2 separate regions of the Homo sapiens genome follow, and region 1 is linked to region 2. The links are chromatin contacts, found by Hi-C or POLR2A ChIA-PET in ENCODE. All regions are on one chromosome and are shown on one strand. The core of a region is the stretch at or near the end of the contact, and the rest is flanking DNA. Distances in the headings are between cores, read along the strand shown.

Region 1 (6,593 bases), core at 1,893-4,392, 460 kb after region 2:
CACACCATGTGGAATCTCGTGGGGGTCGGGGATCCCCTTAAGAAGTGGTAATGGGGACAAGATGCGGCCCTGGTGCTGTAGGCTACATCCTGATACCTATAAGTTCACCCCCACCCCACAGCTGCTGGAGAGAAATCCCAAGAGGCAGCCCTTCCTCACCATCCCATTAAAGACCGGGCTGGTTAGCGTCCAGCTCAGGGAGAAGGGCGCTAGTGCCTAACCTCACTGGTCCCTCTCCCGGAGGCCCTTGTAGAGGGCCACGTCCATAAATTTTCTTATGGAACTCTCCCACATCCTCTTCCCCAACTTCATTTGCTTCTCTCAACAACCTCATCTGCATTTTCTATTTCTATATGATACAGACTCTATATTGCTATATCTCTGTATATACTTTCCCAGCCCTGTCTGTCTCCACCCCATCCCCTCTTGTCTCTGAGAACCATTCTCCCACCCCAAGTTCCACCTTCTATGTTTCTACTCCCTCCCTGGTCTCTGAATGCCTTCGCCTGTATAAAGAGTTGGACTCTCTCCCCTGGTGTCTGTACTGTGTACACACATCCCTCTGAGAAGCACAAGGAGACGACACGCGCATTGTAACCTTTGCACTGTCTCAGTGGCGACAAAGGAAGCTGTGAATCACAAGCTCTGCCTCTTTCTGGCCTCACCCTCTCCCCCAACCCGGGCACCCTCGGCCCTCCCTGCAGCCTTAACATTCTCTTCCCCTGCTCCTCCTATCCCATTGCCCTCTGCCCAGCTGACAGTGGCATCCCCAGGGAAGGGGTTGCTGTAGAGATAGCCCCCACCCAGGGGATGGAGGTCTACCCTGGACACTAAGCCAAGTGTGTCAGAGACAGAAGGGAGCTGGGGATTGGCGACTCCTGAAGTTGGGGCAGTGGGATGCTGACAGGCAGAAGCTGAGGTCCTCAGTCAGTGGCCTTTCCTCCTTCTGGGTGCCCAGCCCCCTTTCCTCACCTGATACCCAAGCCCACCACTTTTATTTTCTGGTGAGGTGGGTTTGGGAGGAAAGAGAGGCCTAGAGGAGGAGTTGAAAGCTCTGCTGTTGTCTCACCCTATCTTAATGAGAGACAAGTGAGGTGGAGGGCCTGCCCCCCCTCCCTCCACCAGACACTCCTTCCAGGCCTGAGCCCCAACCCCTCTTCAGGCCTTCCTTCCCTAGCTGTGTCTTGGTCTTCAATCCCAGAACAGGACCTGTGAGCAGCTGCATTGGCCTGGAGCTGGAGAGTAAGGCTGTAGGATCTTTGGAATCTCTTGGTTCCTAAGAGTTTCCTCAGAGATCATACCTCCCCAGAGGGAAGCAGGAATGAGGCCAAAAAGTGTGCATTGGATAGGGGAACAGCAGGCAGGGCTCTGGGTGACGCATGCCTCTGGTCTAATAAACTGGGTTTCAACCATCTCCTCTTCAGTGTTGTTCTCTTATTTGAAAAAGTATTTAGATATTCTCACTAAGTGCCTAAAGCTGAGCTTGGTTTGGGGCCAATTAGGGGATGAGTAAGGAGAAGGTTTGAGTAGGGACACTGTGGTCCCCCTGGGATGGGACAGGCTGACCATTATATCAGGAATAGTTTGAACCACTGGGCAGGGAAAGAGGGAGAAGTCAAAGGCAACAAAGTTCCAAAACAGAATCCCCAATACAAAGGATGCTTTAGAGAGAGAGAGCAGAGTCAAAATTCAAGATAAACTGGAACTTATCATAAAATCTGGAAGCAGGCTGGCACGGTGGCTCATGCCCGTAATCCCAACACTTTGGGAGGCTGAGACAGGTGGATCACTTGCGGCCAGGAGTTCGAGATCAGCCTATGCAACATAGTGAAACCCCCATCCCTATTTTTTTTTTCTTTTTTGAGATGGAGTCTCGCTCTGTCGCCCAGGCTGGAGTGCAGTGGCGCGATCTCGGCTCACTGCAAGCTCCGCCTCCCGGGTTCACACCATTCCCCTGCCTCAGCCTCCCGAGTAGCTGGGACTACAGGCGCCCGCCACCACGCCCGGCTAATTTTTTTGTGTTTTTAGTAGAGACGGGGTTTCACCGTGTTAGCCAGGATGGTCTCGATCTCCTGACCTCATGATCCACCCGCCTGGGCCTCCCAAGTGCTGGGATTACAGGCATGAGCCACCGTGCCCAGCCCCCCATCCCTATTTTTTAATATTTAAAAAAAAAAAAATCTGAGGCCAGGCACAATGGCTCACACCTGTAATCCCAGCATTTTGGGAGGCTGAGGAGCACAGATCGCTTGAGCTCAGGAGTTCGAGACCAACCTGGGCAACATGGCGAAACCCCATCCCTACCAAAAATACAAAACAGTCTGGCATGGTGGTGCATGCCTGTGGTCCCAGCTACTTGGTAGGCTGAGTTGGGAGGATCACTTGAGCCTGGGAGGCGGAGGTTGCAGTGAGCTGAGATGGTGCCACTGCACTCCAGCTTGGGCGAGAGAGAGACAGACCTCATCTAAAAAAAAATAAAAAATAAAAAATAATAATCCGGAAGCAGGTTAGGTCAGAGAGAAAGTTAGGATGAAGTTCCCACGTGAGGTACTTATTGAGGCACTTTATCTGTGGAATGAGTCCCGGGCTATGAGCAAGGGTATCTGGAATCTTGGCTTCGGCTTTATGGCTAACTTGCTGGTTGACCTTTGCCAAGTCATTCACCTGTGAGTTCAGCTTTCCCATTTGTAAAATGGAATAAACTGTGTTTCCCTCCTCAGCCCCTGATAGTTATAGCAGTAAGAAAACGAAACGAAAAGCAGTCAAAGCGTTTTGGAAAGTTAACGCCATGCGCCAAGATGAAGCTATTACTCCAAGCCCCTCTTCATCAGAGGGCTCGAGTTGGGGTTGAGACTGGGGCTGAGGCTGTGGTCCGTCCCCCTTTCCAGGTCCTTGTCTTCCTCCCGTCGGCCTGGGGGCGCCCGCTCACGCGGCCTCTCTATTGCAGAGCTCTTCTCTATGGTTTTCCCTCCCGGACCGTGAAGGCGGGAGGGCGTGGCCAGCACGCCTTTTCCGCTAGTCGCCCCGCTCTATCCCATAGTCTCGCTGCCCTGAGCCTCCCGTGCCGGCCGGCCGGCCGGGGGAACAGGCGGGCGCTCGGGGGGCGCTCGGGGGGCGGGGGGAGTTCCGGTTCCGGTTCTTTGTGCGGCTGCATCGGCGGCTCCGGGAAGATGGCGGCCCGGGCGGGTTTCCAGTCTGTGGCTCCAAGCGGCGGCGCCGGAGCCTCAGGAGGGGCGGGCGCGGCTGCTGCCTTGGGCCCGGGCGGAACTCCGGGGCCTCCTGTGCGAATGGGCCCGGCTCCGGGTCAAGGGCTGTACCGCTCCCCGATGCCCGGAGCGGCCTATCCGGTGAGTGGGGCAGGAGGAGGGGCGCGCGGGCCGGGGGCGGGGCCGAGCGGGGACATGGGAGTGACAGGGGTGGGGGGAGAAGTAGGAGGGACTCCCTTGGGAGGGGTTCGGGCTCTGGGTGGGGGTTGGGGGAGGCAGTGCGCAGAAAGAGAGGGGGAGGCAGTTACACACCTGCTCCTAGGGGCATTGTTTCCCTGGGGAGTCGGTAGAGAACCTGGGTGGGTGAAGTGGGTCCAGGGATACCTGTATGAGGGCCGGAGTGCAAAGGGGCTTGAGCAGCTCCAGTGATCAGAGGAACACAGAACGTGTAGCTGACAAATTGAGGTCAGCTTCTAAAGAGATAGTAGCTAGCAGAGTAAATGTGGAACTGGCGATGTCCGATGTGTCCCATCCAAAATAGACTGAGAATTTGAGTATAATCTGGCTCTCGCTTAGCTTTTGGACTCTGTTTTTCTATGGAGTCACTACTGGAGCAAAGGGTTCTCCTCTCATTGTCCTCCATTCCATCCCTAAACCTTACTTCATTCAAAGATCTCAGGCGTTCCCTGCTTTTCTTTCTTGATGGGGTTTAGCAGGTGAAACCATGACATCTCTGGGTCCTCTCCCCTCTGTAGAGACCAGGTATGTTGCCAGGCAGCCGAATGACACCTCAGGGACCTTCCATGGGACCCCCTGGCTATGGGGGGAACCCTTCAGTCCGACCTGGCCTGGCCCAGTCAGGGATGGATCAGTCCCGCAAGAGACCTGCCCCTCAGCAGATCCAGCAGGTCCAGCAGCAGGCGGTCCAAAATCGAAACCACAAGTAAGATGATCCTGGGGCAGAGGGAGGGAGGGAGGGAGCCTGGGAGGACACAGGTGGTGGGAGTACCTGAACCAAGAAGTGGTGGTGCTGTGTCAGCAGATGGTGCTACAGAACTCATCCTTGAGAATGCTTGGTGGTGGTGGTGGTGGTGGTAGTTCTTTGAGAGAAGCTTTGCAGTCCCTTCACATTACTATAAATGGACGTGCTGACAGCTTATTTTCACGTTCTGACTAGTTCTGTCCCAACCTGATAATAGTATTTATTCCCAACAGTGCAAAGAAAAAGAAGATGGCTGACAAAATTCTACCTCAAAGGGTGAGTCCAGGCTATATGTCTTCTGGAAAGTGTGGTGAGTTTGAGTATAGAGATGATCATCCTAGATTTCAATTAATTTTTCTGTTCCTAAGATTCGTGAACTGGTACCAGAATCCCAGGCCTATATGGATCTCTTGGCTTTTGAAAGGAAACTGGACCAGACTATCATGAGGAAACGGCTAGATATCCAAGAGGCCTTGAAACGTCCCATCAAGGTAACACAGGAAAGTACTAGGCAGAGAGCCAAAGGAGAGGACCCAGGAACCTTCAGCAGAATTAGGATGAGAAATCAAAGGCACAGCACAACTCTCCTTGGCATTTAAATTGCATCTCTCCCTTCCGCCTACAAACTGAGAATTACATTAGGAGGATAAGAACAGAATGGCAAAGGGGGAGGGGCTCTTGATGTCTCTTGCACTACAAATATACCCTTGTCCATGTTTTCGCTGTAACTGCTCTGCTACCTTGGGAACCTGGCACCTTGCATGACTTTGTCCACCTGGCATCCCACTATATGCACTTGTACTTAGGCTGATGGCCAGTACTCCTCTTCTAAATGGAATCTTCATCCACCCACCCAAGGGACTGGGTAGACAGTAAGCCAGTCTGTTAGGAGTAATTTTGGGGTTTGGGGAGACCGTTGTCTTCAACATCAGACCACTGAAGCCCCACGATCAATCCTGTTTCTGCCTTCCTCAGCAAAAACGGAAGCTGCGAATTTTCATTTCTAACACTTTCAATCCGGCTAAGTCAGATGCCGAGGATGGGGAAGGGACGGTGGCTTCCTGGGAGCTTCGGGTAGAAGGACGGCTCCTGGAGGATGTGAGTTCAAGGTCCACAATGGTTGGCATCTAGGGTGGGAGCTGCTGGGAATGAACAGTGTTGTCTGGTCAGCAGGAAGCCTAACTGGTGCTCACAGCTCCTTTTGGGAGCAGTAAGGAGAGGGACACTGTTCCCTGCACTGAAAGACAGTGGTCCTTTGTGTTTGCCCCCACACCTTTGGCCCTCACTGGTATCATATGGAGAACCTTATTGTCCTGGGATCTGATTTGTGGTTTACCTTCCTCTTGGTGCTGCTGGCCATTGGATTTAGCCATATCTGTAGATTATTTAGTTTTTTTTTTTTAATCGAGTTTGCACTTAATTTGAGGCTGTGTTTCCTCTCTGAGTCCTTGTGGTATCTCCATCTTCTCAACTTTCACTGGAGGCACCCCACAGTTTAAGTAGGATAGATTTCTCTTGACAGGCTCTTTGTTGCTTCCTGGGGAGCATCAGCTGACAGGTGATAGTCCCCAAACTTCCCACCCCAGAAGCTCCTCGGGGAAGCTCACCTTTCTCTCATTCCCTTACATTCTCTGGCTCTTATTTTTAGCTGCTCGCAGGCAAGCTAGTTGGAATGCACTTTTGCAGGAGAACCAGGGCTCAGTGTCAGAGCCTCCTTCTCTATATAGGTCCGGTCCATCTGCTGGTGGTGTCATTCTGTCCAAATAAAGCTGTTTTTGTTCTGGCTGCTTATTGCCTGTGATTCATTTCCCCTCTAGAGTCAGACTTTTCTCTGTTCAAACTCGCTTAGTTATGTGCAATGGTTTGCTTAACTTGCCTCATTTCCCTTGGGCAAATGAGATGGGTAAAACAGTGACCCTCTATGTGTTCTAGGCTGCTTCTTCAGGGTTCTGTTGCTACTATGATTGGTTTAATACCTGCAGATGCCTACTTTGCCTATCTCTCTTAAGAGATATTCAGAAGATATTTTTTGAGTTTTTTTCCATTGTTGTTGGGGTTCCTTTTTCATAGGATTTTGTCTTGGGAAGTTTCTTCTGGCCTTTCCTAATGTGATTTTTATTTTCTCTCCTCTAGTCAGCCTTGTCCAAATATGATGCCACTAAACAAAAGAGGAAGTTCTCTTCCTTTTTTAAGTCCTTGGTGATTGAACTGGACAAAGACCTGTATGGGCCAGACAACCATCTGGTAGAAGTGAGTAGCTCTGCCTTCTAGGCTTTGACTCTGATTGGAGGATGATGGACTTGGGAGCCGTATTTTAATGTCTAAGGAGATGGGGAGGTATAAAGTAGTCACTCTAGGTGTACACAGTACCGCTCCAGGTGTACAGTTTGCACATTGACCTCTAG
Region 2 (6,277 bases), core at 3,017-5,516:
GGGTTTTCTCGCTCTAGGGAGATTATTCAAGCAATCACTGTGTCAACAAATACAGATGTTTCCCTTCATATGATGAAAATCTAGGGATCCAAACTTATTTGAAAAGCTAAAGAGGCACCATTCATCCCCACTGGAATGGCAGGTTTTGCAGCAATTGTTGCATATGTATTATACAAACTGAAGAGCAGGGGAAATACTAAAATGTTGCATCATCTGATCCACATGTGTGTGGCAGCCCAAGGCTTTGTTGAAGGAGCAATGACTGTTGGTATGGGCTATCATTCCATGTATCGGGAATTCTGGGCAAAACCTACACCGTAGAAGAAATGCTATCTTGGTTTTGTTGGAGGAGCTTACTTTAGTTAGACATCTCTTTTTTTTTTTTTTTTTTTTTTTTTTGAGATGGAGTCTTGCTCTGTTGCCCAAGCTAGAGTGCAGTGGCACAATCTTGCTCACTGCAACCTCTGCCTCTCGAGTTCAAGTGACTCTCCTGCCTCAGCCTCCTGAGTAGCTAGGATTACAGGTGATCGCCACCACGCCCAGCTAATTTTTGTATTTTTTTTTTAGTAGAGACGGGGTTTCACCATATTAGCCAGGTTGGTCTTGTACTCCTAACCTCAAGTGATCCACCCACCTCGGCCTCCCAAAGTGCTGGGATTACAGGCATGAGCCACCGCGTCCACATCTCATTATTGAAGCTACATATTAATGATTAAAATAAACTATTTGAGTGGGTTCAGCTGATAACACGGCATTGTGAATACTGGCCTTCTTTCTTGCAGGCTTGATTTGCCTGGTGACTGAATTACTAGTGACTAGTTTACTAACTAGGTCATTCAGGGGAGTCAAATTAACACAAAAGAAACATGTCACCTAAAAGATGGTGTTGAAATGTCCACCTTCTTAAACTGTTAGGATAAAATTAGTTCTAAAGAAGATAGCAAACCAACCCTGAAGTACTCCTAGTTTGCTGCAGAATCTTGCATGTTTTGGATGTTATATGAGTTCTATTTGCCCCAGTTAATTTAACTTTTTTCTGCCTGTCTTGTGGACTGGCTGGCTCTTTTAGAACTCTGTCAAAAAAGTGCATGGAGGCTGGGCGCGGTGGCTCACACCTGTAATCTCAGCACTTTGAGAGGCCAAGGCAGGTGGATCACGAGGTCAGGAGATTGAGACCATCCTGGCTAACACAATGAAACCCCATCTCTACTAAAAATACAAAAAAAAAAAAGTGCATGGAATATAACTTGTAAAACCTCCCACAGCTGAAAGTATATATGTGTATGTGTTTAAATCAAATCTAGGAAGCTTACAATAGAGCTGCATAGTAGTAGCATTTATTAAAGAATCATAACTGTAAACATGAGAATAACTTATGAATTCTAGTTTAGTTCTTTTGTAATTGTAGATATCTGTATTTGCTGCTGTAATATAAGGATAATTTTTAAATGTCATCTTGAAACAGAAACATGTATTTCAAGCACTCATGGAAGGTAACTGAAGAACACTTTTTAAATGGAGAAAATGTTATTTTCTCCGTAAGAATTGTAAACGTTAAACATATTACCTATAATGGAATTAATGATTTATAAGCAAGCTGGTTTGAACAGACATTATACACATGCTTTTCTATACTACAGAATGCCATTACACTTGTGAAATTCTCTTGTCTAACCTGAATTTACATTCCATGGTGATAACATGGTATATGTATTGTTATAAAAATAAGTGACCATGTCAAAAAAATAAAAAAAGAAAAGAAAAGCATAGAATATGGCAAATAAAAATCCCACAGAAGAGTGAGGCAGCCAGGCAAAGTGACTCACGCCTGTAATCCCAACACTTTGCCAGGTCGAGGCAGGCAGATCACTTGAGCTCAGGAGTTCAAGTCCAGCCTGGCCAGCATGGTGAAACCCCATCTCTACTAAAAATACAAAAATTCGCCGGGTGTGGTGGCGCATGCCTGGAGTCCCAGATACTTGGGAGGCTGAGGCAGGAGGATAGCTTGAACCCGGGTGGTAGAGGTTCAGTGAGCCACTGCACTCCAGCCTGGGCAACAAGAGCGAGACTCTGTCTCAAAACAAAACAACAACAACAAAAGAATGAGGCAAAGAACATGCCCAGGAGAATGAGAAAAGAGATGCCAGGTTGCCAGATGTGCAGCAAGGTGAGGGGATGAACAGTCAGATTGGAGAAGGTCAGCAGTCTCCAGCAGTGATGTCTTCAAGAAGATGAAATGGAGAGAATTCTCTGCTATATCTAGATATTCTGAGAGGAAATTTAAGCAACTGGGGGAAGAATTTGAGGTAGAGTTTGTGAGAAATACATAGAAAATAAATGATTTTAAAAAACAAGATTATTAATTCCAGGAAAAATAAAAGTTTGTGCAGGAAAAAACAGAAGGTCTCCCTGGGGAGGACAGACCCAAGGAGGAAGCTGGGCAGGGAATTCCAGGGTCCTAGGTATTCAGAATATGGTCTAATCCTGGGCAAGTGTGCTTTGCATGGGCAAATCCCCTTGGACCCCTTGCCCTGTGGGGAGGGCTGCAGCTGGGGGAAGGCCGGAGATGTGAAGGTAAATGCCAGAAGAAACAGCTAAAAGAGGTGAAAACGTTGCCTCCAGAGAGGGGAAGACGATGGGGGCAGGGCTCTGCTGTTTGTCTTAACAAATCTGGTACAATTATTCGATTCTATATGTGTGTACATGTTCTAAGAAATATTTCATTAAAGAAAAGAAAAGCATTTAAAAAATAAAAATGCAATTCATGAAAGTTCACGGAACCTCTGGACCACTTCTGCTATACTTAGAGATCTCAATAATAGTTTGAAAATCGCCCCAGCTGCGCTGGCATCGCGGCAGCCCCCGGGGGAAGGTGGGAGCGGTGGAGAGGCCGCCGGTGGTCCGTCCTCCTCCCCCCGCCCGCCCCCTCCATTCCCCTCTCCTGCCGCGGCGGCGGCTGCGGGCCGCGCGCCAGTCTCCTCACCCCACCTCCCCCAAAAGTTTGAAAACCACAGGACCCAGCGTGGGCAGTACAGGGAGACGTCGTCTCCAAAAAGTTACAAAATTAGCCGGGCGTTGTGGCACACGCCTGTAGTCCCAGCTACTCGGAGGCTGAGGGAGAAGGACCGGTTGAGACCAGGAGGCTGAGGCTGCAGTGAACCCTGATTGTGCCACTGCACTCCAGCCTGGGTGACAGATCAATACGCTGCCTCAAATAAGAAAAGAAAACCGCAGAGCTGGGCCTTCATTTGAGACCATGTGGGTATCATTTTGATTAAACCACAAAGCATTTTCTCTCTACAGCAGCCCACAAGGGTGAATCCCACTTCCTTTTCCTCCCAGGTGTCACCTCTAACTCTTCGTGTCAGGAGTTTTTCTACCTCTCCGGAGTTCTTTGGCTCTCAGGAACCTAGCACGGCATCACGCGAGTCCCGGCTCAGGTGAGGGGGGAATAAAGGGAACAGGAAGCGCCTTTTGCGGGGCTTTGCAGGCTGGCGGTCAGCGCCTTTCTGCACCCGTGTGCCTGGGGCCTGTCACTCTCCAGCCCCAAGGCCTTCAGCGCATTCCCCGCAGAGCTCCAGGTTACAGTTTCCTCAGCCGCACAGCAAGCATGTACCTCACATTTTTAACTTCTGTCAAAGAGTGGGCCCTGCTCTCATGAGTTCAGCGCTCAGTGGGAGCCAGGTCCCAAAAGTGAACTTCAGGGTCACGCGAGAAGCACGTGTACGCCCCACAAGGGCGTGATTTCGGGGATTTGTCTTTTTTTTTTTTTTTTTCCAAGCTGCTGTGTGCTCAGTCCCTGAGACAGACCCTGCCACCTCACAGGTGCTCAACAAATAGTTCTGGAGTTAACTAACTTAAAAGTACTGTAAAAGAGCTACACAGCAAATTAAATTCGCTGTGCAGCGCAAAGGCACCCTACACACTGCGTGAACGCTTCGGCTCCTGGAGCGCCGGCGACTGCGAAGCCAGGACGCAGGCAGCGGGGAGAGGCAGAGGCGCCGGCCCCCGACCGTCAGTCAGAGGCGGGAGCAGGCGTGCCCCGCCCCCCGGGGGGCGGACCCGGGACGCGGCGGCGCGGGGGCGGGGCCTGGTTCTCCGTGCCGGGGGGGCGGGGCCGGGACCGAACACACCGGGCCGGTTGGGGCCCCGCTCGCCGGCGGGAGCCACCGGAGCCCCGGCCACGAAGGGGTGCGACCCCCCGCCGGCCCCGCCCTCCCGGCTGCGGCCTGGCCAATCAGAGCGGCTCTTACTGGCGGGTGGGCTGAGCCGGCCCAGCTGCTCGGAGGCTCTGGCATGGTAACATCCCCGCGCGGGGGTGGAGGGGCTCGGGGCGGTCCCACAGCGCCCCCTGCGGCCCGGGCCGTGGCCGATGGGGCGGGGAGGCCGCTGGGGATAGCTGGGACCCCGGGGAGGGCGAGGGAGGCCAAGGGTGAGGGAAGAGAGCCCGGGAGGGGGGATGGGGGCGGGGACTGGGGGCGAAGGGGCGGGGGAGGCCATGATGGAGCCTGGCCGGGGGCGAAAGGTGCGAGAGTGGCGGGACTGGGTGAAGAGTGGGATTGGGAGAGGTGGGGGTGGGTTCGCGGAGAAAGATCGGGAAAGAAGAGAGAGGGCGGAGATGAGGGGACTGAGGGGACCAGGGGACAGGTGGGGACCAGTTTCCCCTCCTGGGATATTTGGTGTGCGACATGCCCTTCCCCCAGCCCCAGCGCCCGTTCCCTTTGGAAGCCTGGGTGCTCCTCAGACCACTTGGGGACTCCCTGCTTCACCTTCCTGCATTTGCAAGAGCTTGTCTCCTGAGGTGGAGAGGGGGCCTCTGAAGAAAGGGGCTCCCAGCCCAGGCCATCAACAAACTAACGACTCTGTGTGACCTTGGGCAAGTCACTACCTTTCTTTGGGCCTCAGATTTCCCATCAATTTTTTTAAAAAGGAAATGCATGAAAATTAAATCCCAGATCTCTTCCAGGGTCTAAATGAATAGGTTTTTGAGGAGGAAGTTTAGGAGAATGGGTTTGGTAGGGAAGCAAAGGAAAGGATGAAGATGGAGGCGAGGCCTTGGGCTGGGGCTGGAGAAATCCCCACGGGTGCGGGGGGATGGTAGACAGAAAGCCTGCCGGGCTGGGGCTGGCTAGCCTTATCCTGTTGGAGGGATGGAAGAACTCTAAGGAGAGGAGGAGGTTGAAACCTAACTCCACAATGATGGAGACCAAAAGTAACATTCGCTTCTTCAGAGGGAGAGTGATGAGATGGCAGGATCAGAAAGAAGCAACAGGGGCCGGGCGCGGTGGCTCATGCCTGTAATCCCAGCACTTTGGGAGGCCGAGGCGGGCGAATCACCTGAGGTCAGGAGTTGGAGACCAGCCTGACCAACATGGAGAAACCCTGTCTTTACTAAAAATACAAAATTAGGCGTGGTGGCCCATGCCTGTAATCCCAGCTACTCTGGAGGCTGAGGCAGAAGAATCACTTGAACCCGGGAGGCAGAGGTTGTGGTGAGCTGAGATCGCGCCATTGCACTCCAGTCTGGGCAACAAGAGCGAAGCTCTGTCTCAAAAAAAAAAAAAAAAAGCAACAGGAAGATACTTTCTAGTAAGGCAGATCTTTGGGGAGCAAGAGGAAGAGTAGGGCTGGTCCAGGAAAGTTGGAAACTAGGATGGTCTTTGAAACGGAAGGGCAGGTGCTGTTTGGGGCAGCTGAAGAAGGGCCGCAGGTAGATCACAGGGTAACCAGCTGGTCTCTCAGCCTTTTTTTTGATGATGGCTACCACTTTCTGAGAGATGTGCCTCCCAGCCTTCATCTTCAGGAAGTGGGAATGAGTCAGACCAAGCAGACCTTGGGAACACCTGGCTCGCTGAGGATTTCTGGATTGTGTAAGGATTGGGGTTAAAAAAGAAAAAAGGAAATGTATCTGAATGTAAGCAGTATCATCTGTGGCGCCATCATCCTTGCTGGGAGGCAGCTTTGTGAACTGGTTGAAAGCACAGGCTTTGGAGTCAGACTGCTTGGATTCCAAACCTGCCTCTCCCATTTAATGTCTTGGAACCTTGGTCAGGTTACTTAATCTCTGAACCTCAGTTTCTTTATCTGTAAAATGGGAATAATAACCTCTGAGATGGTTGCCAGGATTAAATGAGTGTTTGACACAGTATCTGGCTCATAATAAGTGCTCAGTAAATATTAGCTATTAGCTGTTATCATTCCCTCTTTCTGTTTTTTTTCCTACTGCCTCTCCATTCTTGTCCTTTTCTCCTTTTATTCTTCTGAGTGCTAAGTTCTG

What was found. Hi-C counts contacts between places; a loop is a spot of excess contacts on that map. ChIA-PET counts read pairs that join two places held with the same protein, here RNA polymerase II (POLR2A). Pooled maps may share reads with other maps.
Region 1: a map of naive thymus-derived CD4-positive, alpha-beta T cell shows a loop between it and region 2 (4-fold over the local background). The contact joins the promoter of SMARCD1 here to the promoter of PRPF40B in region 2. A Hi-C loop is called at or near these places in 1 of 168 maps with a recorded cell type or tissue (naive thymus-derived CD4-positive, alpha-beta T cell) and 5 of 50 pooled maps. POLR2A ChIA-PET finds 5 or more read pairs at or near these places in 3 of 52 experiments (BJ, Caco-2 and activated CD4-positive, alpha-beta memory T cell).

The regions. Positions count from the first base shown.
Region 1 is chr12:50,082,200-50,088,792 of GRCh38, forward strand. It overlaps SMARCD1 (SWI/SNF related BAF chromatin remodeling complex subunit D1), which reads left to right and starts at 3,143. Exons shown (of 13, transcript NM_003076.5): 1 at 3,143-3,347; 2 at 3,962-4,149; 3 at 4,422-4,464; 4 at 4,557-4,679; 5 at 5,164-5,286; 6 at 6,322-6,438. The coding sequence starts at 3,171. It overlaps ASIC1 (acid sensing ion channel subunit 1), which reads left to right. Exons shown (of 12, transcript NM_001095.4): 12 at 1-1,412. RefSeq lists enhancers at 1,636-2,368, 2,726-2,985, 3,835-4,566 and a silencer at 3,056-3,495.
Region 2 is chr12:49,619,295-49,625,571 of GRCh38, forward strand. PRPF40B (pre-mRNA processing factor 40B) reads left to right here and starts at 4,267. Exons shown (of 26, transcript NM_001031698.3): 1 at 4,267-4,299. The coding sequence starts at 4,297. It also overlaps a transcript of FAM186B not described here and the pseudogene HIGD1AP9. RefSeq lists silencers at 3,073-3,122, 3,983-4,482 and an enhancer at 3,313-3,402.